Linked DNA regions of Homo sapiens: region 1 is linked to region 2. Evidence: chromatin contacts called from ENCODE Hi-C or POLR2A ChIA-PET data. All regions are on one chromosome and are shown on one strand. Each heading gives the region's core, a stretch centred on a gene start or an enhancer-like site at or near the end of the contact. The rest is flanking DNA. Distances are from core to core; before and after follow the strand shown. Region 1 overlaps WWP2 (WW domain containing E3 ubiquitin protein ligase 2). Region 2 holds the start of PDF (peptide deformylase, mitochondrial).

Region 1 (5,758 bases), core at 2,571-5,070, 490 kb after region 2:
GTACTCCAGCCTGGGTGACAGAGTGGGACCCCTGTCTCTTTATTTTTTGTTATTATTATTTTTTTGAGATGGAGTCTCACTCTGTTGCCCAGGCTGGAGTGCAGTGGTGCATCTCAGCTCACTGCAACCTCCGCCTCCTGGGTTCAAGTGATTCTCCTGCCTCCGCCTCCTGAGTAGCTGGGATTAAAGGCATGTGCCACTGTGCTTGGCTAATTTTTTTGTATTTTTAGTAGAGATGGGATTTCACCATGTTGGCCAGGCTGGTCTTGAAATCCTGATCTTAAGTGATCCACCCACCTCAGCCTCCCAAAGTGTTGGGATTACAGGCGTGAGCCACCGCTCTTGGCCCCCTGTCTCTTAAAAAAAAAAAAAAATAGGACCACACGTATTGTATATTGTGGCCTTGAAAAAACTGTCTTAATTGTGACTACTCCTCCCCAGCATTCCCTGTTTCTCTTCTCTGCTTTATTTTCTTGTAAGCGGTTCTCCCCATATACTACTGTTTATTTTGTTTATTTTTCTCATTCATTGTCCTCCACAAATAGAATGTAAGGTCTATGGGGGCAGGCGTTTTGTGAATTTTGTTCACTTTTGTGTACCTACAACACAAAACCATGAATACATGCATATACACACACACACACACACACACACACACACACGACGTTGAAAGAGTGACTTTCTCCTCTAATTACTGAGGATGAACGTCTTTTCCTGTGACTTAGGTCTTTGCAGCCAGTGTCCGGCTCACCTCGGAGGCTGACAGCAGGACCAGTGTGGTGCGTGCTGCCCACTCCGGCGAGGCTATGGGCTGAGCCCAGTTCCAGCCGCCAAATGCAAGCCGTTGTTTCATTTTGCCCTGATCGAGTTGCAGTTACATCAGCGACTACTGTTTTTTTGATTGGCACCAGATGCCAGGCTTTGGGATTTCAGGCTGTCTTTAGCGGTCTCTGAAAAGCCCTCTGTGTGTCGCTTTCTATCATCCTGCACCTCAGGCAGATATGCCCAGGCCAGAACCTCAAGGAATTCCCAAAGATGCCAAAAGCAACCCCCTCCCTCAGCCCCACACCCTCAACTTCTCAAAGTTGCAGCCGGGGCCCTTTTCCTGGCTTTGGTATCAGCTGAGAGCTGTTGGAAAGAAAAGGTCCTTTTAGCCACAAGTTTCAAAAAGTAAACACGGAGGCCCTGCAACGAATGTTCCAACAATCCTGCACCCTGTGTCACTGAGTGCTGGCTGAGAGGCTGCCTTGTGGAGCCTCACCTGAAGAGAGAAGAAAAGCTCTCTGTCAGGATTCCCTTCCCCTGGTCCAGGCTGCTGCCTCCAGAGTGTTCTGTGAGGTGTCGGCTTTGGAAGTCGGTCAGCCTCGTGGGAACACATATTTGAGCAAAGGGTGATTCTGCTCCAAATGCTGAATGCTGGCCAAGGCCTTTCCTCTTACTCCTTTTCTACAGGTATATTGTGACTGTTTGCATTTTAGTCTGCAGTAGGTGGCCAAGACATTTTTTCTCCCCTTTCTTTTCTTTCTTACTTTTTTTTTTTTTTTTTTGTAGAGATGTAGTCTCACTGTGTCAGGCTGGTCTCAAACTCCTGGCCTCAAGCAATCCTCCCATCTCGGCCTCCCAAAGAGCTGGGATTATAGGCGTGAGCCACCATGCCCGGCTATTTTTCTTTGTTTTGTTTTTTTTTTAAATAAGAAACAGGGTCTTACTCTGTCACCCTGGCTAGCGTGCAGTGCCATCATAGCTCAGTGTAGCCTCAAACTTCTGGCTTTAAACGATCCTCCCACCCCAGCCTCCCGAGTAGCTAAGACCAGAAATGCACACCACTATGCCCAGCTTTTTTGTATTTTTTGTAGAGACAGGGTCTCCCTTTGTTGCCTGAGCTGGTCTCAAACTCGTGGGCTCAAGCGATCCTTCCACCTCAGCCTCCCATAATGCTGGAGTTACAGGTATGAGCCATCATGCCTGACCCCTGCTTTTCTTTCCTTCTTAGACTTAAGAGTTTCTTCGTGTTGGGTCAGGGTTTTGTGTGAGAGTTTCTTTCTTCTCTGTAGGGCATTTTCTTAGGATCATGAGCCTTGCTTGTAGCAGGGGCAGGGCCTGACGCTGATTTATCAGCTTTCGTGCAGTAAGCACCTTTGAATTCCGAGCTAGAGGCTGGCGCTGAAGTGGTGAACAGCAGACAGCATCCCTGTCCTCCTGGAATTTAGACTCTAGAGAGGAAAACAGAAAGTCGAACAAATGGTGCAAACTATTCCAGTTGTGACAGATGCGATGGAGCAAAGTACAGGATGATCTGGGAATGCATCATGGGAGACTTTGCCTGGCCTGGGTGGGGTGTGTGTGTGTGTGTGTTTGTGTGTGTGTGTTCATGCATGTGTGTTTATCAAGGAAGGCTTCCTGGAGGAAGTGACACCTGGACACCAGAAAGAGAAAAAGGAATCGTCTAGAGGAACAAGAGAAAATCATTTTAGGTGGAGGGAACAGCATGTGGGAAGCTTTGAGGCAGGAACAAGCTGGTTGCTGTCAAGTCACACAGGAGGCCAACGGCAGGGAGGAGGCAGGTGCTAGATCAGTGCTGTCCAATAGAAACAGAATTTGAGGTGTGTGTATAATTTAGAATTTGCTACTAGCCATATTAAAAATAAGTCAAAACATAGGCCAGGCACCGTGGCTCACGCCTGCAATCCCAGCACTTTGGGAGGCTGAGGCCAGTGGATCATTTGAGGCCAGGAATTCAAGACCAGCCTGGCCAACATGACAAAGCTCCATCTTTACTAAAAGTACAAAAATTAGCCAGGCATGGTGGCACGTAATCTCAGCTACTTGGGAGGCTAAGGCAGGAGAATCACTTGAACCCAGGAGGCAGAGATTGCAGTGAGCCAAGATCGCGCCACTGCACTCCAGCCTGCGCAACAGAGCGAGACTGTGTCTCAAAAAAGAAAAAAGTAAAAACAAAAACACAGGTGAAATTAATTTTAATAATGTAGCTTATTTCCACATATCTGAAATGCTATTTTAACATGTAATCAGTATAAAGAAAAGTACTAATGAGATATTTTACATACTTTTTGGCCTCAGGTGTGTCTTTCTGACACACAGCACATCTTAATCCATACCAGCCACCTTCTAAGTATGGCTGCAGGTAGCTGTGGCCCCCATATTGGACAGTGCAGGTCTAGAGGTTGAGTCCCTGGAGAAAGACTGGGAAACTTCTCTTCTTTTATTTATTTATTTGTATTTACAAATTTTTTGATTTAAATTTTCTCTTTTTCTTGTGTTTTTTTTTTTTGAGGTGGAGCCTTGCTTTCTTGCCCAGGCTGGAGTGCAGTGGTGCGGTCTTGTTCACTGCAGCCTGTGCTCCTGGGTTCAAGCGATTCTCCTGCCTCAGCCTCCCAAGTAGCTGGGATTACAGGTGTGTACCACCACACCTAGCTAATTTTTATATTTTTAGTAGAAAAGGGGTTTTGCCATGTTGGCCCTGCTGGCCTCGAACTCCTGACCTCAAGTGATCTGCCTGCCCCAGCCTCCCAAAGTGCTGGGATTACAGGCTTGAGCCACCGTGCCCAGCCAAAAATTTTTGTTAAAACATCACCTTGTCTTCAGAAGAAACTTTTCTGCGAAATCAGGTTACCATTAGTGTAGGGTTATATTTGTACAGTTCTAGAAACTTCTTCCATTCCTCTTGAGCCTGTGGCACAGGGGCGTTGGGCCATCTTCTCCAAGGGCCTGTGCTGTTTCTCATCAGCCGTGTAGCATTCAGGCCCTAAATGAACACCTGCTGCAGGCCGGGAATGGTGGCCTTGACCTGGTGACAGGAAAATGAGATTGTTGCCTGAATGTGAGCTGTTTCCTTCCCCTTGCCAAAAACAAAACTGAAACACTTCATCTGGTGTTTGGGCCTCTGCTCCGCACCAGTCATTCGGGCGGCTTCCGCCTGACCGTCCATTCCAGCCTCCCAGGTTCTCCCAGGGGAGGTGCTGTGGCTGCCGGAATAGCCATGTTAACATCAGACCTCATTTATCTCATTGCAGTGTTTAATTTTCCCTCTTCCTTCAGACTACCAGGATTCTTGGAGTATTTTTCTTAGTGTAGGAGGCTTATTCTTTGTGGGAGAGTGGTCCGTCAAAAGGGAAGGTAATCCTGGACCAGAGTAAGAGTGTCACAGTCACATAAGTGGGCAGTTAGTGCCACTATTAGGTACAGAGTGGGACTCTGACTTCAGTGCCTGGCCTGGCCTGGGAGTGCTGTTTATTACATCCAGGACAGTAAGGCACACACTTCTCAGAAAATAATATCCCTCCCTCCCTCCCTTCCCCCCTCCCCCTCCCTCCCCCTTCCCTTTGTTCCTTCCTTTTTTCCTTCCTCTTGCCCTTTTCCTCTCTCCCTCAATTAATTAATGTTTATAACACATGTATTGCATGAATTCATTCTCTTGGAGGGAGGAATCCCCAAACCCTCTTGAGTGGATAGAGTGCATCTGTATATATTTGAAAAGATTCATAGATTACAAGTGAAAAATCAAAGGGCAGAGCTTTGGGCCTAGAATGACCTCAACTTTGCACCTGTGGCTTTTTTTTTTTTTTTTTTTTTGAGACAGAGTTTTACTCTGTCACCCAGACTGCAGTACAGTGGTGTGATCTTGGCTCACTGCAGCCTCCACCTCCCGGGTTCAAGTGATTCTCCTGCCTCAGCCTCCCAAGGAGCTGGGATTACAGGCATGCACAACCATGCCTGACTAATTTTTGTATTTTTGGTAGAGATGGGGTTTCACTTTGTTGGCCAGGCTGGTCTCGAACTCCTGAGCTCAGGTGATCCACCCACCTCAGGCTCTGGGATTACAGGCATGAGCCACTGTGCTCGGCCTTGCATCTGTAGCTTTTATGTGTATATTTGTGCTTGTGTTTGCAATGACTTCATACAAAGTTTTTCAAAGTGGGCGATACTGGCTGGGTGCAGTGGCTCACACCTGTAATCCCAGCACTTTGGGAGGCTGAGGTGGGCGGATCACTTGAGGCTAGGAGTTCGAGACCAGCCTGACCAACATGGTGAAACCCCGTCTCTACTAAAAATACAAAATTAGCTGGGCATGGTGGCAGGCACCTGTAGTCCCAGCTACTCAGGAGGCTGAGGCAGGAGAATCCCTTGAACCCAGGAGGCAGAGGTTGCAGTGAGTTGAGATGGTGCCACTGCACTCCAGCCTGGGCAACAGAGCGAGATTCCATCTCCAAAAAAAAAAAACCCCAAAAACCAAAAAACTAAAGTGGCGATACCATGGGAAAGGCTTTGGAATGTGTGCATTTGTGGAGTAGGTGTCATAGTTTACCTTTCTGTATTTGAATTTTTTTGATGAGCACATTATTTTTTATTTTGAAAGCTAATATTATTTATTGTAAAGACGATATGATATAGCAGAAGTGGGTTTTTTTTTTTTGGTTTTTTTTTTTGGATACAGGGTTTTGTTCTGTTGCCCAGGCTGAGGTGTAGTGGTGCGATCACAGCTCACTGCAGCCTTGACCTCCTGGGCTCAAGTGATCCTCCCACCTCAGCCTCCCAAGTAGATGGGACCACAGGTGCATGCCACTACACCTGTCTAAGTTTTTACATTTTTTGTAGACACAGGATCTCCCTATGTTGCCCAGGCTGGTCTCAAACTGGGCTCAAGGGATTTTCTCACCTTGGCCTCTCCAAGTGTTGGGATTACAGACGTGAGCCACCACACCCTGCCTGGAAAATACTTTTTAAACTTTTTACTATG
Region 2 (6,636 bases), core at 2,408-4,907:
TTATTGCTACCGATGCCCACCACAAAAGCGTTAACCTCAGAAAGCTATAAGAAGCATCAAAAGATTGCCATAGCCCCCTGTAAGAGCTTCTGAACATTGTCCAAATGAAAGGAGGCTCAGCTGAATTCTAATTTTCCTAAAGACCCATGTTTTTAGCATCTATGAGCTTTCTACAAATCTCCCCATTGGCTGCATCTCTGACCTTGCACCAGTATCTGGTTGGGATTCCCTTTTTTTTTTTTTTTTTTTTTTTTTGAGACAGAGCCTTGGTCTGTCGCCCAGGCTGGAGTACAGTGGCGAGATCTCAGCCCACTGCAACCTCTGCCTCCCAGGTTTGAGCGATTCTCCCGCCTCAGCCTCCCAAGTAGCTGTGATTACAGGCGCCTACCAGCACACCCAGCTAATTTTCATATTTTTAGTAGAAACAGTGTTTCGCCATGTTGGCCAGGCTGGTCTTGAACTCCTGACCTCAGGTGATCTGCCTGCCTTGACCTCCCAAAGTGCTGGGATTACAGGCATGAGCCACCAAGCCTGGCCGGGATTCCTTTTCAAAGTCTGGCTGCACCTAGAGCCAGTTTGCTTCTGCTTGGCCTCATGGGGCCTCAGAGAAAGCCACAAAGGAGGATGGGTCTTTCCTGGGTTCATTTAACTGCCATTTATAACACTTTTTCCTCTAAACAGCTTAATGGACTTCCTACTACTTGTATAGTTTGATTTTCAGGACTCTGTTCAGCAAGAATACCTACTTTACAAAACTCAGCATAAAAATGAGGTGAAACAGTTTAACTAAAACTGGAGTTTGGCTGGGTAGTGTGGCTCACAACTGATCCCAGCACTTTGGGAGGCCGAGGCAGGAGGATTGCCTGAGACCAGGAATTTGAGGCCAGCCTGGGCAACATAGTAAGACCCCCGTCTCTATCTTAAAAAAAAAATAAAAGAATAAAACAAGTTCCTTCACCTCTTGACAAGACAAAGCTGACACTTTTTTTTTTTGAGACAGAGAAAAAAAGAAAACTCTACAGCCAGAATCATACTTTTGAGTCTCGCTCTGTCGCCCAGGCTGGATGGAGTGCAGTGGCGTGATCTCAGCTCACTGTAACCTCCGCCTCCTGGGTTCAAGTAATTCTCTGCCTTGGCTTCACGAGTAGCTGGGATTACAGGTGCTCGCCACCACGCCCGGCTAATTTTTGTATCTTTAGTAGAGACAGGGTTTCACCATCTTGGCCAGGCTGGTCTTGAGCTCCTGACCTCGTGATCCACCCGCCCCGCCCTCCCAAAGTGCTGGGATTACAGGCGTGAACCACTGCACCTGGCCACTTTCTTAAACCTACACATTGGTTGCTGTGATATTAATTCTATTTTTACAAAATAAGTGTATAACCAGGAAGTACTAATCCTGCTTTCTATGCCCAATTGTTAACAGGAAAGGGCTCAGTGCACTTCTCAATTGTCACCCCTGCCCCCAGCCCTGATCCACGGCCTCTACCCCAAGAATGAGCCAAGAACCAGCTGCTCTAGGGATCTCAGCAGCAAAATCCTGCCCAAGGCTGTTAAAATGTGTGGGCACTCATTTACACTCGTGCTGTCATGAAACACATCCTTGAACAGGGACTATTCTCTTTCATTTCCATAAGCAAACTGGCGTCTAAGGCCACAAGCCCTCCGTAAAAATAAGAACTCGGCACAAATGGCCAGTCACATGCTTACCTGCATTTTTAAAGACAGCTTTCAGGTATTTGGGGACTACATTATTACCAAACCTTGGCTTTGGGAGATTATACAGGTCCGAGGAACTCGTGTCTACTGCAGACGAATGCAATTACCCCACCTTCCTCCATACAGAATTGTTAGGAAATGTCCACTCCTTTGGGGGTGATTTTTCTCCTCAAGTTGTAGCCAACATTTTGTCCGTAACTGATTTCAGGGCAAACATTTCTGACATCTTCCTCCAGCTCAGTCTGCCATGCCTTGGCAATCCAGTTTCCTGTCATATGCGAGCCATCCAAGTTGATGCCAAGTAAGATTTGCCCAGCTCAAAGTGAAAGTGTTTGCGTCTTGGTATCCGGAATCCTCAGCCCCAGTAGCAAAGCTTTAGTCATTCACCTTCATCCAATAGACGTTTGTGAACGTCCTGCTGTCCATTTTGTCAATAAACAGGCAGCCCTGCAGGTGGTCCATCTCGTGCTGGATGATGCGGGCTGCCCACCCGCTCGCCTGCCACACCACCTGTTCTCCATTGGGGTCCAGCCCTGCAAAGGAAGTTACAGCCCTGGTGAGTGGGAACAGCTGAACTGCATCATCCTCAACCTCCCTACCCCTGCCCCCGGTCCTGGCTGTTCCCATTGACAAGAGGCAACAGCAGATGGCAAATGTAGACAGCAGCTCCTCTTCTAACTGGAAAACGTCCCTCATCTCGGTCCATTACCAAGCGTTCAACCTGGTTCCCAACTCTGGTAATTAGGTTATCGAGCTCACTGTAGAGCTGAGATGAGAAATCATCTTTCTACGGTGCGACCCTTCCGAACACTCCTCCCACTTCTGAGGTACCTGTGGGCTCCCAACTCCTAACAGAGGTTCTGCAGCTTGAGACCCCACTTGTTTTTCTGACCATCTTGAACCGACGGGCTTGCTGTGCAGGAACAATCACCCCGACCCCAGCAGAGCCCGCATTCCGCGAGGCATCCTGTGGTACCACGGGGGAATGGCCTAGCCCCCTGGGCTGGGTCAGGCTGGCGGGGGCTAACCCCCACTTCTCCAACTCCACCGTGGCGGATCTAACTGGGGCCGAAGAGCGTGTTTGCCTCAGAGAGCAAGGGAGCAGAAAGCAGACGCCAGGCTGTCAGGTAACAGCGGAACTAGGGGACCTCTCCTCGCCCCTGCGTCCTATCTGAGCGGGCTCTACCCCACAGGAGCTTCTATCCGTCCTGAGGCCTCTCCGCTCCCGCATCCCACTTCGCTCCTGCGGGAGGTCCGGCGTATGAACCGCGACCACTTCTGCGCTCTCGCGGAGTCGGGCAGAAGAGACGCGCGCGCTGCTCCAGCAGCCCCGGTCCCCGCCGCCCGCACCTGAGATCTGCACCGCCTGGAAGCGGGGCACGCAGGCCAGGAAGCCGGCGACGCTCTCGCAGCCCTCGGGAAAGGTGACCAGGCGGCTGTCAAGCACTCGCAGGCTGGGGTTCACGAACACGCGCAGGGGGAAGGGCTCCATTTGGCGGAGCGCGCGCTGGCGGGGCGGGCACTCCCGACACAGCGCCTCGGGGAGCTCCAGCGCCAGCACCTGCCGCGGCACCCCCAGCTGCGGCGCGCTTAGGCCCACGCAGCGCCGCCGCCGCATCACCTGGACCAGCCGTTGCGTCAGCCGCTGCAGCTCGGGCCCGCCTAGCTGCGCCCGCTCCACCGGGGCCGCCACGCCGCGCAGCACCGGGTCCCCGACTTGGCACACGTGCGAGAACGGCGGTTCGGGAGGACCCAGCACCAGACGCCTCAGGTGGCGCCAATAGGAGCGCCGCAGCGCCGGGCCCTCGACGCCGTCCGGGGCGGCCGTGGAGCTGCAAGCCCGGACACCGACGGCTGCCGCCCCGCCCCACGGCACGGCCGCCCACAGTGGCCAAAGACTCAGCGCGCCCCACAGCCGGGCCATGGCGGCCCCCTTAACAGTGACCCGGCCCGCCCCTTCCGGCCGCAGCGCGGGGCACGCCGGGAAGCGCCGTCGGCCAGCACACAGCGAAGCCGCGACTGGATCCCCGCCTTCCTGCTTAGACTGGCAGTGAGCACCGCCCCCTTCCGCTCTCCTCCCGGGAGCGCCTTCCCGCCTCCCGAACCCGCCCCGGACCTTCCAGGGCGAGGCAGTCCTGGCCACCCCGCGCCGGGAACCTCACGCACCGCGTTCTGGAGGCAGGGGACGCCGGCTAGGGCCCCACGCTGGGCGGTTCGGCCTGCGTCTCCGCTCGCCCTCCCTCCGGGCAGGCTGGGCCCGCGGGCTCCAGGCGTGGCTCCTCGGCGGGAGGCTCTGGTGCTGGAGCTGTGAGCTCGGGCCCCAGCGCCTGGTCATCCAGGGTGAAAAGCGTCTCTCTCTTTGGCAGGATAAAGGCGAGGGGCTCCTGAATGGCGCCGATGTTCACATGCCCTAGGTTACCGTACTTGGAGAGCTGAGTGGGAGGAATGCCTAACCCAGACGTGGGGAAAGCAAAATGGAAAACAGTTACTAATAAAACTCAATATAGAAATTTAAGGGAGGCCGGGCGCGGTGGCTCACGCCTGTAATCCCAGCACTTTGGGAGGCCGGGGAGGGGGGGGCGGATCACCTGAGGTCAGGAATTCGAGACCAGCCTGACCCACACGGAGAAATCCCATCTCTCTTAAAAATACAACATTAGCCGGGCTTGGTGGCGCAGGCCTGTAATCCCAGCTACTTGGGAAGGCTAAGGCAGGAGAATCGCTTGAACCTAGGAGGTGGAGATTGCAGTTAGCCGAGATCGCGCCATTGCACTCCAGCCTGGGCCACAAGAGCAAAACTCCGTCTCAAAAAAAAAAAAAAAAAAAAAAAAGGAAATTTAAGGGAAAAAAAACGAGCCATTACTATTTTTTTTTTTGAGACAGTCTCGCTCTGTCGCCCAGGCTGGAGTGCAGTGGCGTGATTGCTGCTCACTGCAACCTCTGCCTCCCAGGTTCAAACAGTTCTCATGCCTCAGCCTCCGTGGTAGCTGGGATTACAGGCGCCCGCCACCATGCCAGGCTAATTTTTGTATTTTTAGTAGAGACGGAGTTACTATGTTGGCCAGGCTGGTCTCAAACTCCCAACCTCAGGTGATCCATCCGCCTCGGCCTCCCAAAGTGCTGGGATTACAGGCATGAGCCACTGCGCCCAGCCATCAATTACTATGTTTTAATACAGCAAAAACCACCTTTGTTACAGGGAATGGGAAGCTATACTGTGAAGCAGAACGTAACGGAACAGCAGTGTAGGGTGCCTGCAGCAGGAACCCAGACCTCAGGCAGCACCAGGGAAAAAGCAGAGGGCAGCCAGGCTTTGCACGTGTGATGCACTGACCCATTGCCCTTTGGGAAGCTGTGCCTCAACCAAGCCCCTCTCCTACCACAAAGGGACAAGGACGTGAAAGTGAATTGGAAAAAAGACTTTAGGACGGGCGTGGTGGCTCACGCCTGTAATCCGAGCACTTTGGGAGGCCGAGGTGGGCGGATCACAGGTCAAGAGATAGAGACCATCCTGGCCAACATGGTGAAACCCCGTCTCTACTAAAACACAAAAATTAGCTGGGCGTGGTGGTGCGAGTCTGTAGTCCCAGCTACTCGGGAGGCTGAGGCAGGAGAATTGCTTGAACCCGGGAGGTGGAGGTTGCAGTGAGCCAAGACTGTGCCACTGCACTCCAGCCTGGCAACACAGCGAGACTCCGCCTCAAAAAAAAAAAAGACTGTAAAAACCATTTCTCTAGATATTTCACATAAATGGAATCATACGTATGTAGTTCTTTTGTGACTGGCTTCTTCCGCTTAGCCAGATACAGCCACATAATGTATGATTCCATTTTTATGAAATGTCCAGAAGAGGCAAATCTATGGCAACAGAAAGTAGGTTGCCAGGGACTAAGGATGCTGTCGAGGAATGACTACAAACGTGCATGAAGGATCTTTTTGGAGTGATGGAAATATTCTAAAATTGGATTCATATTTACTAAAAAACACTGACTTACACAAATGGATGAATTATTTAGTATGTGAATTACACATCAGTAAGGCAGTTTACAGAATTTTCATTCTCTTACCTAAAGTCTGTGCTATCTGAGCTGGTGGAAAAAGGACTTGGAGACAGCGATTTAAATACGGAACAAGGTCTTCCAGGAAGACAGTGCAGAACTGGACAAAGAGCTCTTGCTCCCCGCTGCTGAAGGCAGCCTCTTCAGCGCGATGGAAGGCCAGGATTATTTTAGTTACCTAAGAGACAAGGGCACCGTCAATTACTGGGACAGCCTATCACCACTGGGACAGCAGTGCATGAAACTAGGCAAAAAAATGTATGCCCCTCCAGTTTTCCTGAACAAAGTAATTTAACAGTACATTATTTTACTGTCTCATTTAAACTCAGAATTATGGTCATTGTCCACAATTGTGTCACTTTATTAATGTGAAGTTCAGACCCAACTTGTTACATTACGGGTATAGTTTCCGGTTCCAGTGGAGGAGTGTCATAAAACTATAGAGAGAATACATGGTTTTGGTTTTTTTTTTTTTTTTTTTAGAGACAGGATTTTGCTCTGTCACCTAAGCTGGAGTGTAGCGGCACAATCAGCTCACTGTAGCTTCAAACTCCTGGGCTCAAGGGATACTCCCACCTTAGCCTCCCAAGTAGCTGGGACTACAGGCGTGCACCATCACGTCTGGCTAAGTTTTAAAATTTTTTGTAGAGACAGGGTCTTGCTTTGTTGCCCAGGCTGGTCTGGAGCCCCTGGCTTCAAGAGATCCTCCTACCTCAGCCTCCCAAAGTGTTGGCATTACAGGCGTGAGCCACTGCGCCCGGCCCAATACATGGTTCTTAACTTCCACGGAGGACCAACCAGAACTGTGCTGGATCCAGGAAAATGAAGCAAAACTATACAAGCTTTCTACTAAGCCCCGAGG

Evidence for each region. Hi-C counts contacts between places; a loop is a spot of excess contacts on that map. ChIA-PET counts read pairs that join two places held with the same protein, here RNA polymerase II (POLR2A). Pooled maps may share reads with other maps.
Region 1: a pooled map shows a loop between it and region 2 (5-fold over the local background). The contact joins the enhancer-like site here to the promoter of PDF in region 2. A Hi-C loop is called at or near these places in 1 of 37 single-sample maps with no recorded cell type and 2 of 50 pooled maps. POLR2A ChIA-PET finds 5 or more read pairs at or near these places in 1 of 52 experiments (BJ).

Annotation. Positions count from the first base shown.
Region 1 is chr16:69,820,196-69,825,953 of GRCh38, forward strand. The region is part of intron 4 of WWP2 (WW domain containing E3 ubiquitin protein ligase 2); the gene reads left to right. Among named protein-coding and RNA genes, the nearest start is that of WWP2, 61 kb to the left of the region's middle. RefSeq lists enhancers at 3,996-4,095, 4,106-4,175. Within about 2 kb of position 3,821, at least 20 of the 41 ENCODE cell types and tissues checked have a DNase peak (open chromatin) inside an H3K27ac peak, as active enhancers do.
Region 2 is chr16:69,326,931-69,333,566 of GRCh38, forward strand. It overlaps PDF (peptide deformylase, mitochondrial), which reads right to left and starts at 3,658. Exons shown (of 2, transcript NM_022341.2): 1 at 3,067-3,658; 2 at 1-2,249. The coding sequence starts at 3,640. The coding sequence ends at 2,092. COG8 (component of oligomeric golgi complex 8) reads right to left here. Exons shown (of 6, transcript NM_032382.5): 4 at 5,784-5,952; 5 at 3,883-4,165; 6 at 1-2,249. The coding sequence ends at 3,909. It overlaps VPS4A (vacuolar protein sorting 4 homolog A), which reads left to right. Exons shown (of 11, transcript NM_013245.3): 11 at 1-9. RefSeq lists enhancers at 3,024-3,671, 4,320-4,967 and silencers at 3,296-3,675, 3,706-4,095.